Regions from separate parts of the Mus musculus genome. Here region 1 is linked to region 2. The links are chromatin contacts, found by Hi-C or POLR2A ChIA-PET in ENCODE. All regions are on one chromosome and are shown on one strand. Each heading gives the region's core, a stretch centred on a gene start or an enhancer-like site at or near the end of the contact. The rest is flanking DNA. Distances are from core to core; before and after follow the strand shown. Region 1 overlaps Rasa3 (RAS p21 protein activator 3). Region 2 holds the start of Rasa3 (RAS p21 protein activator 3).

What was found. Hi-C counts contacts between places; a loop is a spot of excess contacts on that map. ChIA-PET counts read pairs that join two places held with the same protein, here RNA polymerase II (POLR2A).
Region 1: a map of heart shows a loop between it and region 2 (1.8-fold over the local background). The contact joins the enhancer-like site here to the promoter of Rasa3 in region 2. A Hi-C loop is called at or near these places in 7 of 37 maps with a recorded cell type or tissue (gastrocnemius, heart and left cerebral cortex). POLR2A ChIA-PET finds 5 or more read pairs at or near these places in 2 of 5 experiments (Patski and embryonic stem cell).

Annotation. Positions count from the first base shown.
Region 1 is chr8:13,639,889-13,647,001 of GRCm38, forward strand. All of the region lies in intron 1 of Rasa3 (RAS p21 protein activator 3), which reads right to left. Among named protein-coding and RNA genes, the nearest start is that of Rasa3, 34 kb to the right of the region's middle. Within about 2 kb of position 4,468, at least 1 of the 3 ENCODE cell types and tissues checked has a DNase peak (open chromatin) inside an H3K27ac peak, as active enhancers do; it is heart, where a contact is called at or near this core.
Region 2 is chr8:13,674,630-13,681,376 of GRCm38, forward strand. It overlaps Rasa3 (RAS p21 protein activator 3), which reads right to left and starts at 2,958. Exons shown (of 24, transcript NM_009025.2): 1 at 2,764-2,958. The coding sequence starts at 2,818.

The DNA.
Region 1 (7,113 bases), core at 3,218-5,717, 33 kb before region 2:
CAAAGTGCTAGGATTAAAGAGGTGCACCCCCACACCTGGCCCCTACTTCATTTTTTTAATATTATTAAACTCTAATGTCTCTTCATTGAGTGTGTGCATTCGTGTGTGTATGTGTGTGTGTGTTTGTGCTTGTCCATGTCTGTGTGCTTGCATGTGCATGTGTGTGCTTGTTTGTGCATGCATATCCGTGTGTGTGTGTGTGTGTGTGTGTGTGTGTGTGTGCGCGCGCGCGCGCACTGTTAGGAAGAGCAGATTACTGAAGTCCACCACTATTACTGCATAGAGGTCAATCTCTGCCTGAAGATGGTATGTAACACTCACACGTGGACTGCTACAGTCCCTGGGAATGAATAAGCCAGAGATGGCTGAGGTGTAGCTGTCCTAATAGGTGGGTGACAGTGGCAAGGCACAGGTCCCATTCGAGGAGCCACCTAAGTAACCATGCTCACCGTTGCGGCTCCAGGAACCACATCTCCAAGCCTTGCTCTGTGCCGTGGGATTTCCAAGACTCTGAAAACACACTGCCCGAAGTACAGCTTGAAAACCAGTAAGATAGACTAGTTGGACTAACCCAAGTCTGAGTTTGAGGAACTGGGAAGGACTGGGCGGAATGCTGTTCCCTGCCCCCCCCCCCCAGTCTCCTCTAAACTGAGGAGGGTGGGAAAGGCCACCTGGAACCCAGGCTCTCTGCCAACTAGAGTCTCTGAATCAAAAATTGGGCCTTGGAGTTTACATCTGTCAAGATCGTGTATTTTAACAACACTGAAGTGTTTTTCTGAAAAGAAGGCTTTCGCAATTAAAATTTTCTATTCTTGGAACCTGTTTTTACTGCCTTGTTATTCTAGGGAGTCCGGACTTCTAAATCACATTACACACTCCGTGAGCATGCTGAGCTAGACAGCTCGGGAACCACAAGCCTCCAACACAGAGCCGGCCCTTGGGAAGAGGCCCACGCCACATCCCCGATCCTTCCAGTTCCACAAAGGCCAGGAAGCTCTTGACAGTGAGAAAAGCGAGCACAGAATAAGACTGTTGTGTGGAAATAAGGAGGCTGAGAATTGCAAAGAGAAAGAAAAATTACATCTACCCATCCCTAGCTTGTGGGAATAGCATTCCAGTGGGCTTCTGGGAAATGTGGTATAACATACTTTTCTGATTTTATTTAAAAATGAAATGCACCAACTCTCCATGAGGGATTTGCCAGACATCTTATGTAGGTGATATTAAATAATGAATCAGACACAGTAATGATGAGTCTTCCGTGAAGACTTTCAAAAGATGCAGAAATGACGCCCGATTTTGTACCCCATTAAGAACAGCTACAGCATGGCTAAACTACAAGTTCCCAGACAAGATTTCTCAGCAGAAGAGATGGGTACTAATCAAGGGGGATTAACTCTGGGTTGTTCCATCCTTCCACCCATGCTTAGAAGAATCCTGATAAACGCGTCCTTGGAGCCTCATCTCTCTGCTGGGCTCTGAGAACATCGGTGGGAGGAGCTTCCAAGTCAGCAGTGAGCTGTGGAACAGGCCCCTCCCACCATTGCAGCAAAGGACTTTCCCTGCAGGTTTGTGCCTTGGAGGCGCTGCCCATCCATCTCTTCTACTTATTGGTCTCTCTCTTGAAGCCTGAATCCCAGTGACATGACCGGGCCTCAGCTGGTCTTTGCGTTCTGACTCCTGAGCAGCACGTGGGAGACTAGTACGGAGACGCTCAAACCCTTGAGATGTGGAAAGGGAAGCCCTGTGGGAGTTCGTCAGGGAACTAGTGTGGCTGCTTCTAACTTTTTGAGATACAAAGTAAATGAGAGGAGCAATCTTACAAGCCAGGGAACATAAACTAATCTAATAGTGATGAATATTCACAAAAGAAGAGAATACTCCATGGGCACATCATCAGCAGACTGACACGCCCACGAATGGTCCACATCCCACCATGCTGCTAGGTCCCCTCTGCAGCTCTACTGCCTTGTCCCCATGGCGGACCTCTGGTTGCCATGAAGCTGAGGTTGGACTGTTAAGCACACAAAACTGCTTCTCAACATGAGTGTCATGGAGTGTGTTAGCCTTCAAATTGTATCCATCAAACCTTTTCCAGCCTCATGCTGGTAACAGTGACACTTCCCTCATCTGTCAATGTCCCAAGTGGCTTGGTGGGTCGAAGTATTAAATCCTGAAATTTTTTATATAAATTTCACATGTATGCATGGGAATCTATATCTATATATCTATACATATTAGAATACAAGTATTGCTAGTCACAATGTGACAGCTTCAGATATCAGATCTCGTTCACACCCACATTTTCCCCATAATTTTCTAAGCCCAGACTATAAACTAACCTGCCACCAAAGAGTCTAATGTACCCACCCTCAAGCTGCCACTGGGCCCAAGTCAGGAAGGCAAGATACACTCCAAGTGCACACAACGGTGGCAACAGGTGAAGCATCCAGGGAAAGACAGTTGGGTATTTGCCACACTCCCTCTGCGTGCAACATATTCCATTCGAGACTATACTGCAGATCTTAAACAGAACTGTGTATGTCAGCACATCAAGAACTTTCTTTAGATCCTGGTGTGGCAGGAGGTGCCATGGCAGGTTAGACCAGTTACCTGTGTGCACGTCTTAATGTGTGCCAGGACCTGCCTGGGAACTGAGGCGGGAGCTACACAACAAAGACCAATGGGGTAAGAATTACGTGGGCCACTGTGGAAGCAGACACGGGGACCCACAGAACGCAGGCACGCTGCTCCACTATCTTCTGTCTGATTTATGATGGAGGACGACGGGGCAGCTCCACCGTTAACCAGTCACTGTACTGAACGCACAGGAGCCTCTTTCAAAGCTGCCCTTTAGTGAAGGATAGACCACCCCTGAAGGGTCAATGCCTTGTTCTGCCACCAACTTCCCAGAGGATTAGAATACCGGCTTCTCCAGTAACACACCGTCAGCTGCCAACCTTCAGGCCCCCAGATATGTGGAGGTATTGCTCATATTCACAGCTGCCCTAAACTACAGCCCCAGGTAGAGATGCCGGGACAGGGCTCTCTCCAGCTGTCTGCACATGTCAACACAATAGCCGTATATCACATCCTGTCTAGCCCTCAGGGGCCATCTACACCACAGCAGCCACAGATGGGACCTGCTCATTCAGCTCTATAGGCTCAAACTGGAACGATGGGGGAGCCTGTCCTGACCCTGGACCCATGACTGTTGTCACGATGACTCTGCTCCCTCCCAACTCCTGCATTTGCTGAATAAAAATGAAGGAACATAAACACCTACAGGCTTTCATTGGATTCTGGTCTCATTACACCTCTGCTTAGCACCCCCACCAGCCATCCCCACCCCCACCATCCACCCACTGACTCCCAACAGCCACACCTCCAAACACCTACCAGTCACCACCATGACCACCACCAGCCATCTCCATCCCCACCATCCACCCTACCCGCTAACAGCCATCTCCCACCAGCTATCCCCCACCAGCCATCCCCCCAGCCCTCACCAGTCACCACCATGACAACCACCAGCCATCTCCACCCTCCCACCAGCCACCTCATCCCCTACCAGACACCCACAGGCCACCACCAGCCATTCCCACCCCGCACCAGCCACTACCACCAGCCACCCCCCAGTCCCCACCAGTCACCAGCATGACCACCACCAGCCATCCATACCCCCGCCAGCACCCACCAGCCATCCCCACCCCCACCAGCCACAGTACACAGTAGTTAGGTCCCAGGTGTCATTGGCTTCCAACACAGTCCGAAAGGTGCAGCCACAGCGGGTCTTTGATGATGTTCTCTGGGTAAGGCTGTGATCAGCTCACTGGGCACTAGGGACCTGCATTATATACCGAGAATGAGCAAGCCAATCTGAGCTCCTGGGTTGCTGACCTCTAGCTGAATAAAACCCCCAAAGTAGATCCGGGTACATTTTAAATAGTATTTAAGATTAGGTGTCACTATCATTGTGCTACACTTAGGAAGTGTCACACTGCTATGGACACACAGGGCATACCTAGGACAGGGCTGCAAAGCATCTGCTGCTGCTGAGTCGTGTGATGCCTTGCTATCCAAAGCCCATGTGGGTACCCACGGTGTCCAGCCACGCTGAGCTCCAGCTACCGCCTCCACCCTCGGGCCCAGCCCAGCTAAGTGGCTCCTCTCACAGCCCTCAACCCATGCCACCTCTAAGGTCATTCTCTTGAGTCACCCTAAACTGCTCCTTCCCTCTCAGAGCTTAACCCCTTGAAGGAAGGGAGTCCCTATAGCCAGACACTCCAGAGTTCAGGAACAGGAGGCTAAGTGACTCTGTATCTGTGGGTTCCTAACCCATCTGAGTCTCTGTGCTGTTACACTGCTCCTTAAATCAGCGAATAAAAAGCAAAGCAGGAAGGAGGCCCGGACATCACCAGGGACTGTCACTCAAAGGCTGGGAAGCTGCAGCTCTCGCAGCCAGGGGCAGTCAGACCTGGAATGCAGGCCCTTCCTGTCTCCCAGGCTCCTGTTGCAATTACACTTTGGTCTTAGTCACTCACGGCACAGCCATTTCTAGAGAGTTGTCACTAAGCCAGTGGGGTGGGAAGCTCCGGGTAGCTGTGAAGGAAGGAAATAAAAGGAAACAGAGGGGGCTGGAGGATGGCGAGGCTAAAAAAGGAATGGTGTGGGGAGGCTAAGGCCAGCGCTCTCTCTCTCTCTCTCTCTCTCCAGAAGCTCCCAAAAGCCCCTGGGAGGTGTGCCCAGGAAGGCCATCTGAATAAAACCTGCTTTCCTGGGGAAGCCTGTGGCCCCTTCAAAAATGACCTGAGGGCAGGGAGGTGACAGGAGGTGTCAGAATAATGCAGACCAAGGGCAAGTGCCAAGTGAAAGGAGAACTCTCTCCTTGTCTCCTTGTGCAGGGACCAATAGAGAAACACCTGCCTGCTTGAGAGAAAGCAGAATTGGGGGGGGGGGCAGGATGCCAGCCAATTCTAAGGCTCCCCAGCACGGCAGGCTGCAGCAGCTAACTGTTCTCTGAGGTGAGGTGTGAGGGACACATTTTGTATATCTCTTGTCTTGGGTGTTTGGTTTTTTGTTTTGTTTTGTTTTGTTTTGTTTTGTTTTGTTTTTTAAATTTTAACAGCTCTACTGAGACAACATTTCAACACTGCACAGCACACAACTGACTAGTTCCCAGGAGAGCAGCAGAGTTACGCAAGTGTCACCAAAGCCAATGTGAGAACATTCTTGTCCCCTGGAGGAGGCCAGTCCTGCTGTCCCTTCCCCTTCTGTCCCTCCAGCCCGGAACCCTACACCATGTGGTGACATTTCTTCTCAGGGTTCATTTACATTTTAGTGGCTCCTGACTGGGAGCGGCTTCTCTGGGTGATATCCTACTGTGAATGGACCATGGTGACGGTGACAGTGATGGTGATGGGTGTTGGAGTTGGAGCAGCATCCATGCTTTCATTGCACCAGAATGAGGGGAAGGAAACACTCAGTGGGGTCCAAGATTAAACCAAGTGCAGCCACAACCTGCACCCTCAACCAACGGAGCCAACTCCTGCCTCTTCAACAGCCCAGCCTCCCTGCCATTTCTGAGCAAATCTCCTCCAAGCTGTCTGCTGGCTCCCTGCTGAGAGAGAGAAGGAAGCCAGCTGCCATCTTCACTGTCAGAGTGGGCACTTTGCTCAAACTGAGTCCCTGCTTTCTTTCAAAGTCAACTATTACATATCTTGATCCCCATCTACAACATCAGCTTCATCCATCCGTCTGTCTTCTGAGAACCAGGTGTCATGCTCTACTCTGGGTCAGGGGTCCCTGGAATCCATGGTAAATCACAAACATGTGGGCTAGAGAGATGGCTCGTTGGTTAATAGCACCGGCTGCTCTTCCAAAAGACCCAGGTTCGATTCTCAGCACACACAAGGCCACTTACACAACTGACTGTGCTCCACAGGCTCTGACAGCCTCTTCTGGCCTCTAAGGGCAGCAGGAGTGCACGCAATGCACAGATACACGTGCAGGCAAAAACACCTGTACACAAAAAGTATTGACATTTTTTTAAACCCAAGTGTCACTCTGGGGTGTGGTCCGAGTCACTCACTACATTTCTGGCCAGCCACTGCCATCCATCCACCCGACTTCGTCACTGCCCACCCCCTTTCTGAGTTGTTTCCCCAGCGTCTACCGCATCCAGGGTGGAGACTGGGACCCCCACCACCCACAGGTCCTGGCTTGGGGCTCCCGTTTGCTAGCTTCACACTGTTTGAATTCCAGTTTTACACTGGCTTCCTTTTATACTCCTGCATACAATGTTCCATTACAGGGCTCTTTAAAAGCACCAAGTGGCTCGCATCTCTGTAAGCACTTGCAGCAGAGAGCCCGTGAGGGGTCTGAGGCTTAACCTTCTCCAGTAAAGGGCACTTTGGTTATTTTCTATCTTCTGCTGTTACCAAAAAAGCAGTAATTAAATAGACCTCTATAGATTCCATTTCTGTGTGATAAATTCCTAGAATTAAAATCTGATGCAAAATTCATTTAAATGACCACATTGCTAGACAGATAAAAGCACCAGTTTCCCATGGCCTCTCTATGGTGTCCATTTATGGTATATGTCTGTTTATTACAAAGAGATTTTTTTTGAAGATCTCTAACCCTATGCCATTAATTCAAAAGTTAAAGCCATTTCCTGGTAAGCAATCTAAACTACTTATACATAACACTTCTCCCCAACTCGCTCTTCTTCCCCCTTAGGACAAGGGACAGGTACAGACAGGGACTGCATTCAAATTGTCTAATGGGATCCCTGAAGCCATAGTTTAGGGACATCTACATCAGACTCATTATCAAAATCTCCATTTCCCCAGCGTCTTGTGGACCTTACTTCTAATTTACTGAAGTTCCTAGGTGTATGTCAACCTAGGCAACCTTCCTGGGCTATGAGGTCACTAGAGCCCTCCCTGACCTGACAGCCATCTCTGGAGGAACCACAGATCTCAGACAAGATGTCACAGAGATGTAGCAAGAGCTCCTCCTCCATGTGCAGTGTTGATTTTGAGTCAAGGAGCCGATCTGGGAGACACTGCATTTGGGGAACCAGCCACGAGGCACTGAGACTAAGACAAA
Region 2 (6,747 bases), core at 1,708-4,207:
AGGGAGAAGCAACAGATCCCTCAAGACAAGACTGGAGCTGCTCTAGTAGTATTCTTACTAAGATGCTTTTATGTGGCTTTGTCTGCTGTAATGAGCAAAATGTAGACGGAATGAGAAAGAGGAAGGAGAACAGAGAGATTCATTTCTGGTGAAACCAAGTACTATCTTCCGTTCTAAAACCAACAAGTAGAGGGCAGACCTCATAACATCGGCCCCTTCCCTGCGTTCGTAGCCACAGCCGTGGTAATGGTGTTTATCTGTATGTAAGCTTTTAGGGGCAATTGTCTCTCTTTCCTTCTTGGGAACTTCTCTGGGTGGGGGAAGAGTGATGACTAGGACAGATGACAGTCTTGTGTATTCCCTCCGGATGCAGCCACCCCTTTGGACTCTTGCTTTATTCAGATGGGGAAATGGATGTGACAAGAAAGAGGTTCATCTAGGTCAGCCTGGAAGTCACCAGAAGGCTTGCTGGAAGCCATCATGCCTGGAGACAAGGCTCAAAGGAGTGACTCTGGTGATGTGTGTGTGTGTGTGTGTGTGTGAGAGAGAGAGAGACAGACAGACAGACAGACAGAGACAAAAACTGAGAAGGAAAATCAGGGTCAGAAAGGGTGAATACTTCTGCCCTCAAGTCAACTAGTGTCACGACTAGTGACACTTCGGGCAGATGTAAATCATTGAGTGATATGACCACAAACCAGAAATGCAAAGGAAAACCCAAGAGGTCCCTCCTCTGTTGCTAGGCTTTTTATAAAGCACACCGGAAGCCCAGCTACCTAACCCACCTGGCTAGGAGTCCTGTTCTTCTGATAAGATTTCCCTGGGGACCCCAGTGATATCAAACAAGCAGGGCAGCCAAGAAACATCAAACCCAATCCAGTTGCTACCGATGTTTTCTGCATTCCAAAAGGCGAACCCAACACACATCTGTGCTCAGACACAGAAGGCAGGATCTATCTGCAGAGCTATGTTCCCTGCATACTCCATCCAGAGAGGGCAGGATCTATCTGCAGAGCTACTATGTTCCCTGCATACGCCATCCGGAGAGCACAGGGCCACCCCTCTTGAGCAGCCCTGCAGGTAAATACTCTTGAGAAAAAAAATGATGAGGAAAGATAAGGCAGAGACGCCTCTACCCAACCTCACTCACTGCCACCATCCCCCTATGCAGTCAGAGGCAATGAAGGCTCCAATCATACCCTTATTCAACGTCTAGCAACGGAGGAGGGACCTTCTGACTTGTCCCCTCTGCTGCTCCCCTAGTGAAGACCCGATTCCGGCAGACAGACTGAAGTCTTTCCTTCCCTCCTGTCTTATTTACTATGTCATTCTGGAAAAGAAATCCTCTTTGTTTGAATGGAACTAAAACCTTTCCCTGTGTGCACAGTAGCCGATGCTAGGATTGAAGCAAGCACACTGTACTGAAAGGGAAAGAAAGTCTTGGACCCTTCTCACCAACTGACCTGATTCTGCCCCAGCAGTATTCCACAGCAACCTCCCCAGATCCTTGAGCAAAAGGGCACAGCACCCCTGGAGCCTGGTGGACTCACTTGGTCAGAGGATCTGGCTGAAGGAAACTGAAGCTGGCCACCCTCACACAAGTAGTCTTTGCCCACAGAGGACAGAAAGCAGCCCCTTTCCTCAGATGGAAACTGACAGCAATTCCAGGCATAAGAGCAAGAGAAATCCCTCCCGTGCCCTCTGCTCCAGCCCAAACACCACATGCTCTCCGCAGCGCTTCTGAACCAAAGATCAAACTGTCTCGGGCGATGATTCAAAAGCAAAATAAAGCGGACAGGAAGCAACACGCTGATTGCGAGTAGCTGGCATTCTTCAGACAGCATCGAATGTCATCAACAACTGACACCAGGCTGTGACTGTTGCCACCCACTAGGGGCCTTTTCACATGGGAACAGGCCAGTAATGTGGGGCGCAGTTCAGAGGGAAAAGACTACAGGGACGGTGCACTAGGACCCAGAATTCCTTCCAAGAAAATTGGCCCCTGCCCAGTGTGTTAATGACTTGATGTGTAACGGTCACTTCAGAAAACCACTGTAAGGAAGTAGACTCACACGTCACTCACAAGATAAAAAACAACTGGGAAAAACGAAATCTCCAGGTTAAAAAAAAAAAAATCAGGAAGTCCTCTCCAGGTCTCTCCAGTTCCACTTCACTCCCCGTTCCTAGCGTTGCTGCCGAAGTCCCGACCAGCCCAGAGCAGCCTGAATGCCAGGCCTGCCGGCCACAGCTCCCACGGCCAGTTCTCAATGAAAGGAGGGGGAGGTGCTGGTGGCTCCATCACCAGGCCTGCAGCGCGCAGACACCACACACACACACACACACACACACACACACACACGGTCGCGCGCGTGCACGGCCTCGAAGCCTGCAGCAGCCGAAAAGGTGAAGGGGCGCCCCCTCCTTGGGAAATAAGTTCCTGCGCACAACTGTGGAGAGGACACCAGGAGACTGACATCAGTAGACCCGATCCCTGAAGTGGGAGCACCCAGACGGATCCGCGCGTGCTCGTGCATGTAAAGTCAGGCGCCTGGGATCTGGAGCGGTGCTGCGCACACGGACACACGCAGGCAACCACGCGCGCTCACTCCCACAAACAGACGCCCCCTGATACAGGTCCCTCCTCCCCCGCAATGCCACGGAGAACCGGGCAGTCTAGGCGGAGAAACACGAGGAGCCGGTCCAGCCCGGCCGGATACCAAGAACAGGGGTCTGGGGAGTTGCCCACGCCACCGCGGTCCTCACCAATCTTGATCCTCACGCTCTGGAAGACCCGCAGTCCCTCTTCCTCCACCGCCATGCTGCTTGTCGACCTCGCCAACGCGCGAGGGCCCGGCAGCGCGGCCGCAGAAGGGGGACAAGACAGGGGAAGAAGCCGGCAGACGGAGCCGAGCTGCGGATGCCCCCAGAGCCCCGCGCGCTGCGGTCCGCGCTCTGACCGGGTGCACCGCCTCGCGCCCTTCCATTGGCAGAGCTCGGGGGCGGGGCTGCGGGCGCCTTCCTTCGCCAGAGCCCCGATCTTCATTGGCTAAGGCTCTGCATGGGGTGGGGTAGTACGACTCCGCCTACTGTCAAACACTGCATTCCATTGGTCGGGTCTGTAAGGAGGCGGAGGCGGACTCTAAGGCGGGATCGGAAGGGACTTGCCTTGGAGTGCCCCTGAAGCGGTCCCTCTTCACAGCCCTCGCTGGTCCGGTCTCTCTGGACCTGGGACAAAGAGAGATCGTGAGTATTGATCTGTGTTTTGACCGCCAGGTCCCGTAAGACCGACTCGCACTTAAAATCTAAAAAGCTATATTCAAACAAAAGGTATGAAAGGAAAAGATTTCCTCTAGCCCCAGCTTCAGCGACTGAGAAAAGTGACACCTGCCGATCGCTCTGGAGAAATCAGAAGGTGATATGCTGTCAAAGTGAGGGCAAGTGGACCCTGTGCCCAGCAAGCAGTCCCTGCTTACCCTGTGGTGTGCTTGGGCAGCCTCAACGCGGCCCTTGAATTTAGCATTCCAGAACCTTCAAACCTGGTGCTTACTGGCAATTTGATTGGTATGCAACTTTAGAATTGTTGTATCTCTACAACGATACTGTGAGGTCCTATCCCCGATCCCTCCACTAAGTTTTTCCTGCAGCTGGCATAACTCCCAGCTTTCCTAGAGGGCCAAGAGCTCTAGTCCCTCGTTCCTTATAGTAGTCACAGAAGTGTCTCCCAGAGGCCCTGGTGGGTGGGGAGTGGCGGTAGAGATAGCCTCTGCAGTGGGTTTGAAGGAGGCCTGCCTTTCGGTAGGACTGAAAACGGAAGTGGCATCGCTTGAGGAGTCAGGAGGCTAGGTCATTGATACACCAACTGAAAGGTGTGACACAAAAATCCCTTGGTGCTATACGGTAGCTCTCTCACCAGCAGCCAAAGAGCAGAAATACAGTGTATAGGCAGGACACCCAGGAAGGTGCTGGAACTCCAGAGAAGCTGATTTGGAACCCTCCAGAAGCTGCTGTGCCATAGACAGGCTCTGACTGGGAAGAGAGGGAGCCGCTCTGGGTTAACACATCTAAAACCCTGAATCTCCGGCTCAGGAACTCAGCTTAGTGGTAGAGAACTTGGGTAGGAGGCACATGACTGGACAGGGATGGGGGTGGTGGTGGGGAAGGACACAAAATCACCAAAAGACTGCTTTAGCTGGGCTGCTGTACTGTGATAAAGCACCATGACCAAAAACAACTTGGAAACCATAAATAAATAAATAAATAAATAAATAAATAAGATGGGGAGGGGAGAGGTGGTGATCTCAGTGCAGGAGACAGAGACTGGCAGATCTCTGGATTCAAGACCAGCCAGATCTGCAGAGTAAGTTTGAAGACAGCCAGAAGTACACAGAGAAACCCTGTAGTAGACCCTTCTCCAACAAAAGGACTTGGGGAGGAATTGGTTTATTTTCCTCAGAGTTCATCATCAAGTCAAGGCAGGAACCTGGATGCAAGGACTGACAGAAGCAGAAGCCACTGGAGAGCGCTACTTATTGCCTTGTCTGTTGGCTTGTGCAGCCTTCTTTCTTACCCACTCCAGACCACCTGACCAAGACTGGCACTTCCCACAGGGACAGATGCCCGTAGAAGGACTAGACGAGCTAACCCTGAGCTGCCGCAGAGCTAGGCCCTGACAAAAGCGAGGACAGGGGCAGAAAGGGGACCAGGAGCTGACAGGAAAGCTGGTAACCATCAGCATCAAAGAGGATGTGGTAGCATCATGGCCACCAGGACAGGAGAGCCAGGAGAGAGACAGACACTCCCAGGAGAAGGCTTCCCCTGGATTAATTAATAAAACCAAAGGCAATCAGTCAGAGTGAGCAGCTTCCACACTGACGGCCTGCTACCGAAGATGAAGCTGAATTCTGAGGAGGACACCCGGGAGGTGCCTGCTCCACACAGGTGCACGCTAGACCGCTCAAGGGCATCCCAAGGGCAGGCAGCTGATTAGCAGAGGGTTTCACTTAGATCTTTCCAGGATGGCTAGGGCTTGCAGTCCCAAGGTCATTTTGCTCCAAATGCAATGCAGACTTGTAAAGCTAAAAAACCAACTGAGCCCTTCATAGGACTGGCTCACAGTAGTCTAACTCATACTCAGCTTCATGAAGGCACTATTGTGTTGAATATGAAGTTTGTGTAGGCAAATTTAGTAGACATCCGAACACCCATACAAGCCTTGAGCCTGTAGGCTAAGAGCTATCCCTGTTGGGAAGGCCAGTCAAGGTATCAGAATAGAAGGTGAATGGTAATAACACATCCCAGGACAGAGACCGCTGCTGCCCCTAGAGACACAGGAGGTCAGTGTGGTTCAGTAGATATGTTCCTGAAGAGGCAGATAGATTTTGAAGGGGAATAAATCACCACAGACTCAAGCCACTAGCCTCCTTGCTGCAGCTCTGGTGCCAGGTCAGATCTGCCCAGGCTGTCAGGAGCTGCCCCTTGCTATGGAAGGAATTGTAGTTTGTCTGCAGCCTCCAGGAATAGCTTGTCCCTACCCTGTCACAGCCCTTTTCTGCACTACCTCAGCCTAATTCATGAGTTGACACTGTAGTTAGCAAAAGGTTGTCAGGCAGGGAGAGAGAAGCAGACTTTGCTGAGGCTTAGAAGCGCCCAGAAGCAAGTTGACAGACTTGTGACAGCTACTTGCTGAAGCGTCCAGGAGTCCAAAGCCCTCAGGAAATCCCTCATAAACAAAGATGGACAATGTTCACTTCCCACCCTCCTCTGTGAAGAAGGGCCTGAGGCCAGCAGGTTTATTGTGAAACTGGAGTCACTTCTGTGACCCATCTCTAGCAGGCTGAAAGTTCTAGGTAGAGAGCCCTGTAGCTTATCTGCCCACGTGGCAGACCACCGCGCTGTCTGATTCACACTACCCTCGAGACTCAGGGAGCGAACACCGGGATGGTCTGGGGATGAAAATTCCAAGCTGAGCTTGGCTGGAGGAGCACAGACTGGTCCTCCAGGTTCTGAAGGGAACTGCCATAGGAAAGAGGAATGATGCTCACCAAACAGCCAGTCAGTCTAGCTCAGCCCTAGTAGAGCCATGCAGCCATAAGGCTATCGGCCATCACAAGCAGAAGTCGATGATACCCTCCAGGGGTGCCAGGCAAGCCCAGCTGCCATCCATCCTAGGCTGCAGACAGCCTTGAGCAAGGCTGAGGCACAAGCATCTCTGTCAGCTGGTGACAGCAGGACTTATACCACATGGGACTGGATCTTGGTCTTCCTACCAGAACTTGAGGCTTCTGCCACCTAGGCAGAAGTGACAGTAACTTTGTGTTTGTGTCTCAGGGTTCCGTTCCTGGACCCCACCACAAACTTGGCATCTGGTGTTCATTATCCATGCCACATGACGGAACTGATGGGAAAGAACCCAGATTGGTCACCAAGGAGAGACCAGTAGCTCTCAAAGCTGCCCTCACTATCTATCATGCTTAACGAGACACACAAGTCTGTCGTACACAGAATAGACCCCTTCCCCTTGTGAAGCACAGGTGCCTATGGAGGGTGTCTTAGGTTTCTCCACCAAAGAACTATGTGGATCTTGGTGTTGTGTAACACTTTCCTCCAAGACTGAAACATTCTTATCTTGCAGGGAAGGCCCTTAAGCAAAAAGGTAAAAGACTCAAAATAACTTCAGGAAATCCCTGAAACCCACCAGCTTCACTAGGCCCCTCCCTGACAGAGTAAACAATAAAACCCGTGAGTCCC